Linked DNA regions of Homo sapiens: region 1 is linked to region 2. The links are chromatin loops, found by intact Hi-C in ENCODE. Cell type or tissue: Caco-2. All regions are shown on one strand. Links, peaks and the distances in the headings refer to the core of each region. The heading gives the core; the rest is flanking DNA.

Evidence for each region. A loop is a pair of places that touch in the nucleus more often than their neighbours do. Peaks named below come from ENCODE experiments on the same cell type or tissue, not always from the same donor. Only the 100,000 strongest peaks of a DNase experiment are listed, where the experiment ranks them.
Region 1: it touches region 2 in a loop (25-fold over the local background); 20 of 110 quality-filtered maps call a loop at or near these places.

Annotation. Positions count from the first base shown.
Region 1 is chr20:31,820,199-31,825,989 of GRCh38, reverse strand. MYLK2 (myosin light chain kinase 2) reads right to left here. Exons shown (of 13, transcript NM_033118.4): 3 at 5,444-5,791; 4 at 4,253-4,551; 5 at 2,408-2,513; 6 at 1,638-1,731. Among named protein-coding and RNA genes, the nearest start is that of MYLK2, 3.7 kb to the right of the region's middle. RefSeq lists enhancers at 997-1,497, 1,698-2,224, 2,225-2,752, 3,220-3,279, 5,609-5,791 and a silencer at 2,870-2,919. In Caco-2, for the core only: a CTCF peak has its summit at 3,005 (motif pointing left); DNase peaks (open chromatin) are centred at 1,942, 2,359, 3,069, 3,469 and 2 weaker places.
Region 2 is chr20:32,650,166-32,656,837 of GRCh38, reverse strand. C20orf203 (chromosome 20 open reading frame 203) reads left to right here. Exons shown (of 6, transcript NM_182584.4): 2 at 4,857-5,105; 3 at 5,672-5,820; 4 at 5,957-6,672. The coding sequence starts at 5,686. The coding sequence ends at 6,406. Among named protein-coding and RNA genes, the nearest start is that of C20orf203, 20 kb to the left of the region's middle. RefSeq lists a silencer at 3,665-3,764 and an enhancer at 4,055-4,104. In Caco-2, for the core only: a CTCF peak has its summit at 3,739 (motif pointing right); a DNase peak (open chromatin) is centred at 3,767.

The DNA of each region.
Region 1 (5,791 bases), core at 1-5,000, 830 kb after region 2:
AGCATCATCTACCTTCAAGCTAGATTATACATCCAATCATTCGCACCTCCTCCACCACTGCCTTCCTAGTTTAAGACACCATTATTTGTCACTTTCAGAAAGTCGCAAGCCAGCTGTCACATCGGTAGGCTGATATATCGGCTATAATAGGAATACTTACACCATGAGAAATGGCAAATGCTGTAAATCGGGCCTCTCTCCACACCTGCCCTACCCAGATCCAGTGGTTAAACACTAACCCTTGTTTCACTGCCAGGATGGCTCCCCTTCTGCCTTTACCCACCCCTTCATTCAGTTCTCACCTCACATATGTCTTTCTCAGAGAGGACTGATCTCACCTCCCTATCTAAAAGCGCCCCCATCAGCCCTGTACCCCCTCTACCTTACCTGGCTTTATTTTCCCTCCTAGCACTTCTCAGTACCTGATGCCAGGCCTTCTTTTCTTCTCTTTTCTTTTCTTTTTTCTTTTTGCTTTATGTTTTAGTTGTCTCTCCCTCCACTGTAGCATGTCAGCCCATGAGGGCAGGGGTGTTTTTAGGTCACTGACATTTCCCCAGCCCCTGACCCACTGAATGGCAGAGAAGTGCTCAATAATTATCAACTGAAAACTGGCCCCAGTTAATTGAGCCGCAGGTAGGTACTGAACATCTATGCTGAGCCAGAGCCTGTGACAGAGGCCTGGGACCTAGGAGACAATAACACGGACCCAGGCCCTGTAAGTGGAAGAGACGAAAAAGGACGTTGTCACATAGAAAATGCACTCCTTCCAGTGTGCTTAGAGCCATAATGGGGACCCAGGGCTGCAGCGGCTAGAGCTGCTTCTCACGCTTTCACTGGGGTCGGGCCTGTGCCCACACTGTGGCTTCTGCCTGGGATGCCCAGAACCTCACTCCCCAGCACCTCCTGCTATCTCTGGCCCTCGAGCCTTTCCTCCCATAGTCCCCTCTGCCTGAAACTCTGCCCCTGCCTTCTCCACTGGAACGTCTCCTCAAAGCCCTCGCTCAAAAGGCAGCTGGTCCAGGAAGCTTCCCTGACCCCTCGGCCTGAGTCAGAAGCTCTCTTGAACCCCAAAATGCTACCCCGCAGTTTCCCTGAGTCACAGCTGTGGTCACACGAGGTTGCTATTACCTCCTCACACAGCAGACTCCCTCACTCTACCTGCCTGCATCCTTTCATTCCTTCAACAAACACTGCTCGTGGCCTCCTCTGAACCCAGCCCAGGCCGTGGGTACTAGAGGCAAAGCTCTAGGCCAGGCTTGTTTACCTTGGCTTCAGCTCCCTGAGGGTGGAGACCACACCCACTTCACTCCCAGACCCCCAGTGCCCAGCACAGGGCCTGGCCCAGAGCCCACACTCATCAGTGTTTGTTGAATTGAACCAGAGGGCATGAATATCCCATGCCTAAAAGGGAAGTCCCCAGATAAGTTCACTAACTGAAGTATCTGGTTATGGGTAGGGTCCTCAGGCCCCTGCTGCAGGGCTGTCCATCCATCTCTCTATCTGTGTAGTATTTTCACTGCAACAAACTCCCATACCAGGCCCCAGGTTCAGCAGCGCTGGTGGAGGGAGGCGAGAGGTGCCCACTCCAAGGATCCCCTCCCCATCCTGGGCAGCCACCACCCCCGCAACCTCACTACCTTGTCTTTGGGAGTCTGTTTCTTGATGACCTTGGCTGCCAGCTTGAGGCCTGTGGCTTTCTCCATGCAGGTACAGACTGCCCCAAACTTGCCACTGGAAAGAGAAGAGGCTGTAAGTGAGGGGACCCCAGAGCCCACCGGGGTCAGTGGCATCCTTTGCTCTGATCCTAACTTGGTCCCAGACCCAGTGGTGCCTCTGGATCCCCTTTGGTGAGATGGGAGCACTCACCCCAGCCAGCCCTGACTCCCTCCTGAAGCTGTGAGCTGTTCTGCCAGGACAATGGCTGAAGCAGGTTCTTTGAACCACACAGACCACGTGCACAGGAAGAGCAGGCGTGTAGGGAGGATGGCCCTGGGATGCGACCCTTAGAGGTTTAGGGCAGGCAGGCCCTGGGCCCTGGGGGAGGGCACCTTCAGGCAGAGGGAGGATCTGCAGAGGTATAAGACTGAGTCAGGGCTTTTTACAAAGCAGGAATCACCATGAGGGGGTCAGTGTGGTGCCTGGAGCTGAGACAGACAGAAAAATGCTGTGTATTTCCTACGGAAGCACTGAATGGCTGACGGTGCGTCTGAGTAAGTGACAGCAACACTGAGTGCACATCAGCATGTGACAGCTGCACACAGTGTGTGTCCCACACAGAGGTGAACATGTCCATGTGGCCATGTCTCAGCGGGGTGTGTGTCTGGGCCTTGCACAGGGGAAATGTGAAGCCACAGGAGCCCGGTGTACTCTCTGTCCATGAGTGCCCAGCTGGGGTCCCAGATCTCACCCTCCGAGCGCCTCCTTGGAGTTCATACTGAATTCACTGCTGACATTCCCGGTCCTCAGCTCCACCATGCGGTGAGGGAAGGGGGCCGGAGGTGGCGGGCAATCATCTGGGGGACAGAGCACAGCCCTCATGGTCAGTGCCAGGGGCTGCTGAGGATTCCCCTTGGCACCACCCCTCCTGCTGGCCTGGGCCCCATCTAGGGAAGTTAAGTTCACCAAGTGATACCTGGGGGACACCTGGCTCCAGGATAGGGGCTATGGGGCCCAGTTTCCAATATCAGTTCTGCCACCAACACAACACTCCTATCAGGGAGGACCAGCTTCTCCTGGCAGAACAAACGGGATGGGAGCTTGGACTTTTTGGACCCTCTGCATTATAAGACACAAGGACTCCATCCCAAGCTATCTGCATTTCCACCAAAAACAATCAAACACAGCAGCTATAAAGCGGAATGCCAGGCAGTGGGGTTGCTATGTCTGAATAATGGGGTAGGTGGTGGGACCTGCCCACCCTCCATCCTAATAACACCGCAATCTGGCCAGACCACCCATGGCGGGGCGGGACCGGGGACCGTGCTGTTTGGTGGGGAGAGGGCGCCACCTAGCGGCAAGTGTGGGGAACCGCTCGCCCTGAAGGCTGGCAGGCCGGCAGGCGGTCATCAGGAATGGAAACCTCTTTATAAATAGCAAGAGGCGGCAGGGAAGCCGGGCTGGTGATAAATCAAACGGCCTTTGGAGGTGGTTCAGATCCTGTCACTCTAGGATGCGATTTCGGGGCGGGGCGGAGGTCTCTGCGGCTGCTAGGGGCGGAGGCAGGGCTCCTGGCTGCCGCCCAGCCGCCAGGTCCTCCCACCCTGTCTGGGTGGCACGGTGCCGCTCACCAGGCAGGCTGGCGGGTCTCCCAGGGCACTTCAGCCTGGAGGCAGGGGGGTGTCAGGACACTCTGGGTTCTCCTGACCCCATCTCACCCCACCCCCAGCCCTGCCGCACCCCTGCCCAGGCCCTTTCCCTATTCACCTGCTGGCCAAGCTCACTCACACTCAGTGCTCTCTGCAGCCCATGAACAAGCCACGGGCTGCTTGTCTAATCATCAATGAAGGCCACTCCACAGTCCTGCCCCATTGCACATGCCCAGCTTCCTTGGTCACTGCTCCCACACACAGGCACCTGTGCTCCTCAGCGCATGAGCCCTCTATAGCTCCCACGACCCCACCCCACTATACAGTTTAGCTACTAAGCCTGGCATTTGAGCCCTTCTACAGATTGACTCCAAATTCCATTGCCCAGGGAGTTTGTGTTGCTCCAATAATCTGCCTGATTTTTCTTTTTTTTAACTTCATTTTAGTCAAAGTAGAAAAAACTCAAAAGTGGGTTCTGGAGTCTGGGTGGCCTGACAGGTTCAAATCCTGTCTTCACTGGATATGTTTGGGCACTTCATTTTCCTTTTTCTGAGCCTTCCTTTCCCCATCTATCAAAAGGGAATACTAAATTTAAAAATAAAAATACATCTTAAAAAATAAGATTGAAGAAAGCCAGGTATGGTTGTACACGCCTGTAGTCCCAGCTACTCGGGAGGCCAAGGTGGGAGGATCACTTGAGGCTGGGAGTTTGAAGCCAGCCTGGGCAACGTAGCAAGACCCTATCTTTTAAAACAAATAAACAAATGAATAAACATACGTTAAAAAAGGAATACTTTCTGGAGTTGTGTGACCCTTAGATGAATGGGCCTGGGTAAGGCTTGGCTCAGGGCAGTTCAGACCTCCGAATAGGTAGACTTGGGACTGACAGCCCCCTTCCCTCCCCCTGGCCCCAGGGCAGCCCCAGCCCCCACCTGCCCCTGGCCTACCCAAAATCTGGAAGCAGTCCTCCTCCCTGGCTGTGAGACAGAGGGCCTGCCCCACCTCGGATTTCTCTGAGGGAACAGCCTGGAACTCAATCCCCCTCGAGGTGTCCCCTTGCATCTTAGCCTGGCCAGCCTGGCCTGGGGTTTTCTCTCCCACTTCCTTCTGGCTCTCTGCCAGGATGTTCTTTCCTTCTTCTGCCTTGGCTGGCCTGGGATCCGTGGGGCTGTGGGTCATGGGCACCCCTTCAAAGGTGAGCTCTGATGCCTCGCTTGGGGGCTTCTTGGCCAGCAGCTTCTCAGAACTAGAAGGTGAGAACACAGAGGTGAAGCCCTCAGCGGCCACAGCCTGTGGCATCAGGCAAGTCTCAATGCAATCTGCAGAGCTAATCCAACCCCACCCCAAATGCATGGTGTAATACAGCCAAATTCACCTGGTACAAAATTAAGGGATGTTCATGGCTGTGGTCATTATCTTGACTACCAACACACTAATACATCATTAATAACTATTAATAGGATTGTTGATATGGTTAATCATCATGTGGATACAACTAGGGAGTTATGTAGCTCTTGATTCATAAAATCTGTTGTGATATAATTGATACATAATTATCAAAGTGATATGGTAAATGTTCTTATTGTGGCTTACAATATATCATTAATGACCTCATTAGCATTCAGGTAAGTATAACTGATGGCATCACACATGTGCTATATTATGGTTATGAAAATATTATCAATGATCCTCCAATCTGGTTATTAGTCATCTTTTCATATCTTACCAATAATTATATTAAGAAGAACAGGAAAATACTGGATGTCCTAGGAAATACACAGCCTTTTGCCTGACACCTTTAGCCTTTCTGCCTGCCATCTCAACCCTGCCCTTGGCTAGACCCAAGCCCATGGAGTAAGGGGAACTTCGGACCCCAGAAGCCTAGAGAAGATATGTTCAACCTAGGCAGTCTTTGAGGGTCTCTCTTACTCCAGTCTTGTATGAATTGTGGCAGGGTTCTGGTTTCTGCAGGGGACAAGGCGGTAGAGGCAATTCACAGGACAGAGGAAACTGAATGTCAGAACTACACTCCCCAGCACTGAATGTGATGATAACCATGCCTAAGACAAGGGAATTAAGCAGGACCCCTAGGGACAGAACCACAGGACCCCTCCCCACTCCCAGGAGGGGATATTCACCTGGAGATGATGGCAGGACAGCTGGGGCTATGCAGAAAGGCAGGTGAGCCCCTCCTGGCTGCTGCTTGGCCCTCTGCTGCCTTCTTGCCCACCCTGGGCTTTCCAGGATCCTGGCTGCCTGAGGCTCCCTGCTCAGCCTTGGGCTTCTTGACGCTGGTCTCAGGTGTCGCAGTCTGCTGGGGCAGGGCTGCCGGGGGCCCAGCACTGCCCTCCGCGGGCCCCCCGCCCCTGTCACCCTCTCCTTTGGGGCCTTGGCTGCTAGTTGAGGGTTGGGCCAGGGTACCATCCCCTTTCTCTGAGGCAGGGGCTTTGGCATCTTTCTTCAGGGTGGGTGGATCCGGAGCTTTC
Region 2 (6,672 bases), core at 920-5,919:
GGCTGGAGTGCAGTGGTGCGATCTTGGCTCACTGCAACCTCTGCCTCTGGGGCTCAAGCGATTCTCATGCCTCAGCCTCCTGAGTAGCTGGGACTACAGGTACATGCCACCACACCTGGCTATTTTTTTTCTATTTTTGGTAGAGACAGGGTTTCACCATGTTGCCCTGGGTGTTCTCGAACTGCTGAACTCCGAAAATCCACCTGCCTTGGCCTCCCAAAGTGCTGGGATTACAGGCATGAGCCACTGCGCCCGGCCTTATGTAAGTTTTTATGTGAATACATGTTTTCATTTCTCTTGGGTATATACCTTTTAGGTGCAGAATTGCTGGATCATGTAACTCTATATATAACCTTTTGAACTGCCAGGCTTTTTCCAAAACGTTTTACATTCTTACCAGCAGTGTATGAGGGTTCTGATTTCTCCATATTCTCATCAACACTTGTTATTATCTGTCTTTTTTATTATAACTAACCTAGTGGGTACAAAGTGCTATCTCATTGTGGTTTTGACTTGCATTTTCCTAATGACTAATGATGTTGAGTATCTTTTCATGTGCTTATTGGCCATTTGTATGTCTTCTTTGGAGAAATGTCTATTTACATCCTATGCCCATGCATTAGTCTGTTTGCATTGCTATAAAGGAATAGCTGAGACTGAGTAATTTGTAAAGAAAAGAGGTTTATTTGGCTCACAGTTCTACAGGCTGTACAGGACACATGGCACCAGCACCTGCTCCTGGAGTAGGCCTCAGGAAGCTTCCAATCATGGCAGAAGGCAAAGGGGAGCCAGTGTGAGCAAGAGAAAGGGTGGGCACTGCCAGCCTCCTTCAGACAACCAGCTCTCTTGTGAACTAACAGAGCAAGAACTCCCTCATTACTGTGAGGAGGGCACCAAGCCATTCATGAGGGAGTCACCTCCGTGACCCAAACATCTCCCAGCAGGCCCCACCTCCAGCGCTGGAGATCACATTTCAACATGAGATTTGGAGGAGACAAACATCCCAACCATATCTGCCTGTTTCTATTTTTATTTTTTAAATTTTGAGGTGGAGTCTTGCTCTGTCACCCAGGCTGGAGTGCAGTGGTGTGATCTTGGCTCACTGCAACCTCCACCTCCTGGGTTCAAGTGATTCTCCTGCCTCAGCCTTCTGAGTAGCTGGGATTACAGGCGTCTGCCACCACGCCGGGCTAATTTTTATATTTTTAGTAGAGATGGGGTTTCTCCATGTTGGCCAGGTTGGTCTTGAACTCATGACCTCAGGTGATCTGCCCACCTCAGCCTCCCAAAGTGCTGGGATTACAGGAGTGAGCACCACACTTGGCTCAGCCCATTTTTAAACTGGGCTATTTGTCTTTTATTATTGAGTTGTAAGGGTTCTTTATATATGCTGGTTAGAATCTGTTATCAGATATATGATTGTCAGTTATTTTCTCCTATCCTGTGGGTTGTCTTTTCACTTTTTTGATAGTGTCCAGTCTCAAGCGATCCTCCTGCCACAGCCTCCCAAAGTGCTGGGATTTCAGGTGTGAGCCACCATGCCTGATGCAAAATTTTAAATTCTGATGAAGCCTAGTCTATTTTTTCTTTGGTTGCTTGTGCTTTTGGTATCATATTTATGAAACTATTGCCTAATCCAAGGTCATGAAGATTTATGTCTATGTTCTCAGAGTTTTATAGTTTTAGCTCCTACATTTGTTTTCATCCACTTTAATTTTTGTGTATGGTGTGAGGCAGGGGTCTGACCTCTTTCTTTTGCAAGACTCTGTTTTCCCCATTGAACTCCACCATTAAATATGTTCGGCTCTTGCGGCTGAACCAAATGTGAGGGTTTATTTCTGGACTCTCAGGACTCTTATTTATATTTCATTGATCTCTATGTCTGTCCTTATGCCAGTACCACATTGTCCTGATTACTGTAGTTTATTATAGTAATTTTTGAAATTGGAAGTGTGTGCACTCCAACATTGTTCATTTTTTCTTCTTCTTTTTTTGGGGAAGGATCTTGCTGTGTCACACGGGCTGGAATGCAGTGGCACATTCTTGGTTCACTGCAATCTCTACCTCCCAGGTTCAAGTGATCCTCCCACCTCAGCCTCCTGAGTAGCTGGGACTACAGGCACATGCCACCACACCCAGCTAAATTTTTGTATTTTTTGTAGAGATGAGGTTTCACCATATCACCCAGGCTGGTCTCAAACTCCTGGACTCAAGTGATCTGCCCACCTCGGCCTCCCAAAGTGCTGGGATTACGGACATAAGCTACCACGCCTGGCCCACCATTATTCTTTTTCAGGACTGTTTTAGCTTTTCTGAGTCCCTTAAATTTCCATATGAATTTTAGGATCAGCTTGTCAATTTCTGTAAAGAACCAAGTTGGAATTTTGATGGAGATTGTGTTGAATCTGAAGATCAATTTGGGGAGTCTTGCCATCTTAATGGTATTGGGTCTTTAGATCTATGAACATTGGTATTTTTCCATTTATTTATGGCATCTTTAATTTCTTTAAACAATGTTTTGTAGTTTTCAGATTATAAGTTTTGTACTTCTTTTATTCCTAAGCATTTTATTCTCTTTGATGCTAGTATAAATTGAATTATTTTCATAATTACATTTTTGAAGTGTTCATTGCAAATGTGTAGAAGCTCAATTGATTTTTGTATATTGATCTTGTATCCTGCAACTTTGCCAAACCCAATTATTAGTTATAACTTTTTTTTAGTGGATTCTTTAGGATTTTCTCTTTTTTTTTTTTTCGCTCCATCACCCAGGCTGGAGTGCAGTGGCGTGATCTTGGCTCACTGCAAACTCTGCACCCCAAGTTCAAGCAATTCTTGTGCTTCAGCCTCCTGAGTAGCTGGGGTTACAGGCACACACCACCACGCCTGGCTAATTTTTGTATTTTTAGTGGAGACATGGTTTTGCCTTGCTGGCCAGGCTGGTCTTAAACTCCTGACCTTAGGTGATCCACCTGCCTTGGCCTCCCAAAGTGCTGAGATTACAGGCATGAGCCACTGCTCCCAACCAAGATTTTCTATATATAAGATCATGTCATCTGCAAGTAGGGATAGTTTTACTTCTTCTTTTGCAATCTGGATGACTTTATTTTCTTGCCATTGTACCCAGTACAGTGTTGAATACAAGTCGTGAATTCAACTTTGCCGTAAGAGTGGACATCCTTGTCTTGTTCCTGGTCTTGGGGAAAGCACCCAATCTCTCACCATGAAGTATGATACCAGCTGTAGGAACACTCTTCTTAGAACTCCCCGAAAGATTGGCTGGTTTACACCCTCAGTTCTAGCAGTGTGCAAGCAGGAGGCCTAGTCCCCCATCCCTTGCCAACACAGTAACCCCAGGCTTTAGAGGCAAAGAACCAAGCCTGGGAGGGAAGTGCTGCATGCTATGTCACACAGATACTCAGCGACCTACAGTTCAGCTGTCCATATGCACTGGGAGTGAGCCCTGGACACTCAGCCTTCCCTCCCCTAGGGTGGGATGTCTTGAGACCCCCTAAAAAAAAGCATTGGTACAGAGGAACTTCTGGGTTCTGTTCTTGTATTAGTCACTGGCTGTGCAACTGTAGGCAGGTCACTTCCCTCTGGGCCTTGGTTTTCCCATCTGTGTAGTGGAAAGAGTGGTCCACCTTGAAATCTTCCAACTCTGACCATCTCTGCCCCACCCACCCTTAAATTCACAGTGGCTTCAGCATCCACCACTGCCCAGAGGAGCCACCAGAGGGCGCCCCAGACCATCATTTGGCCCAGCTTGGGTGCAGGGTGCCCTGGGGAGGCTGAGAGCAGCGCCTATTTTCCAGGAGCTGCTGGCTGTGCTTGCACAGACTTCCTGTGGCTAGACCAGCCCGCTCCTCTGGCTGAGCTCTGATCTCCAGGAAGGGAGTGACGGAGGCACCATCCCCAAGGCCAGTGACCTAGCACTCACCCTGCCCGCTTTGGGTTGCCGCCTGAGGCTCAGGCTTTGCAACATCGGGGCCAGCAGCCTTGCATCTCTCAGCCTTGAGAGGCTTCCACCATCTCTGAGAGGGCCTCTCACTGGTGCTGCATCCTCTCCCCACCAAATTGCCCAGCAGCAGGAAGCCCCCCAAACTGGTGCGTGTCTGGCTACCTGGAAGGGGGCCCTCACTGTTTTTTGTGGACGTGAATGTATTCATGCTGGGGGTCTGGACAGTGTAGTCTCCAAAAACCACAGCATCCGGGACTCCTAGATACCTCCAGGATAGATCCCAGAACCTTCGAAGCAGGAATCACAGAGGTCAGGGACCACCCAGAACTTCCCAAAAAAGCCAGAGGAGGCTCCATCAGCACCCCCATGACCCCCAGGGCTGATTTTATCGTTCAAATAAAATCAAAACCTTTGCCTTGCAAATTGAGCTCCAAGACACAGCAGCATCTCCCCGCCATCCCAAGAGTCTCACCCCAGCCCCTTTGCATGGAGGGCTGCTGGGCCCCCTCTGATGCCAGGGGTATTTGCTTTTTTTTTTTTTTTTTTTTTTTTTTGAGATGGAGTCTTGCTCTGTCGCCCAGGCTGAAGTGCATGATCTCAGCTCACTGGCACGATCTCAGTTCACTGTAACCTCTGCCCCACCAGGTTCAAGTGATTCTCGTGCCTCAGTCTCCCAAGTAGTTGGTACTACAGGCGTGCACCACCACACCCAGCTAATTTTTGTATTTTTAGTAGAGACGAGGTTTTGTTGTGTTGGCCAGGCTGGTCTCGAACTCCTGATCTCAAGTGATCCTCCTGCCTAAGCCTCCCAAAGTGACAGGTGTGAGCCACTGCATCCAGCCACATTTGCTTTGCATTCTAGTTATTTGTATGTGTGTTTTCTCTCTCCTTCCAGACTGGGGTCCCCTTAAAGGCAGAGTGAATCTCAGATTCATCTTAGTCCCTTCCTGGGGTCTTGTTCAGGACCCTGCATCCAGTAGATGCTCAACAAATGTCAACATAGGAATCCAGGTCCCATCCTCTCCTCACTCAAGGGATCCAAGGCTGCCTCTTCCTCTTCCGTAGTGGTGTGGCTTTGCAGAAGTCACTTAAGCTCTCTAATCCTCCTCCTCAGAGTGCCAGACTGCAGCTGCCACATGAAGAGGTAAGACTCGGACAGGCTAGGTGCCAGGTCACCCCCCAGTTCCCCAGACCTTTCAGATGGCAGTGGCTGGCTATTCAGGTCAGACCAGTTGCTGTGCTGGACACTTCACCTTTGTTATCTCCTCCAGTCTTCTCAGAGACCCTTTGAGGTGGGCTCTGTTGCCATCCCCAGCCTTGCAAATGGGGAAACCCAGGCATGTGACAATGAGCTCCCTTGCCTGAGGTCACGTTGGTTGGTAAAGGTGTCTGAGCCTACAGCCCTGCTTTGAAGTGACTTGGGGCAGGGATGAGCAGCTTCAGGGGGTTTTCTTGTCCACCCTGTAAGAATCTTCAAGGCTCAGAGATCATTTGCTCCAATTTTCTCGTTTCTTTTCCTTTTTTTTTTTGAATAGGGTTTCGCTCTGTTGCCCACTTTGGAGTGTAGTGGGGCGATCATGGCTCACTACGGCCTCAACCTTCTGGGCTGAAGTGATCCTCCCACTTGAGTAGCTACCCCATGAGTAGCTGAACCCTCAGGCGCAAGCCAACACACCCAGCTAATTTTTTTTTTTTTTTTTTTTTTTTTAGAGAGAGGGTCTCCTATGTTTCCTAGGCCTGTCTTGAACTCCCGGGCTCAAGCGATTCTCCTGCCTCAGCCTCCCAACATGCTGGATCACAGGCAGTGGCCACCTCGCCTGGCCAGTTTTCCCTTTACAAAAACTGGAATGCTGAGCCGGGTAAGAAGTGCTGTCCCTGTCTCCCACACCTGGGCTGACACTGGGGACTGTTGGGAAATTAGGGAAGACCTAAAGCCCCTTGCGAGTCTCAGGTACTAAGATTCTATGATCTTCTTGGGGGCCTTGTTCCCAACAGGCCACATCAGTCTTGGCTGGACTCACTGCCCACCTCTGGGACCTTGGCGGTGGGGCGGGAAGGAGGACCTCAAAGGCTCAGCGAGTCCACCCCCAGCCCAGCCACCAGCGCCAGCCTCCTCCTCCGCAACACCCAGGCCCTTATCAGGAAAGGATTTGGGTTGGTGGGGAGGGGTGGGGGGAAGTTGGAGGCCTCAGGCTCAGCAAGGTGGGTCGGAGAGATAGGGAAGTGGGGAGGGGGCTGCGGGCCCCTGCTGGGCGGGGGAGGGCAATGGGAGGGATGCCCAGAATGGGCACGGTGGGGGACTTTGGCCAAGCTCTGTCCTCGCTGGCCTGGACCTCAACATGTTTCCAGGACTTCTGCCTCCCATCCTTGCCAGGCAAGTTGCCTGCACCTTTAATTAGCAAGCAGCAGTTTCTCTCCAATTCATCACGGTCGCTGTTTAATTAGCCGAGCCCAGGGCGCCCCCACCCCCAGCTCTGCCTGCCTGTCCTACCAAGGCCACCACCACCTCAGGGTGTCCCCTGTTACCACCCCCCACAATCATTCTGCTCCCCAGAGTGGGGGATGGGCCCGGCACGCCCAGCTGAAACCTCAAGGAGATTCTGGGCACCGGCGCTTGTATTCAAGGCATTCAGCAAACATGATTAGGGACCGAGGCTGTGCCAGGCTGGCTCTGGGTAGAACCCCGGCCGGACATGCGGGGCAGGCTCTGG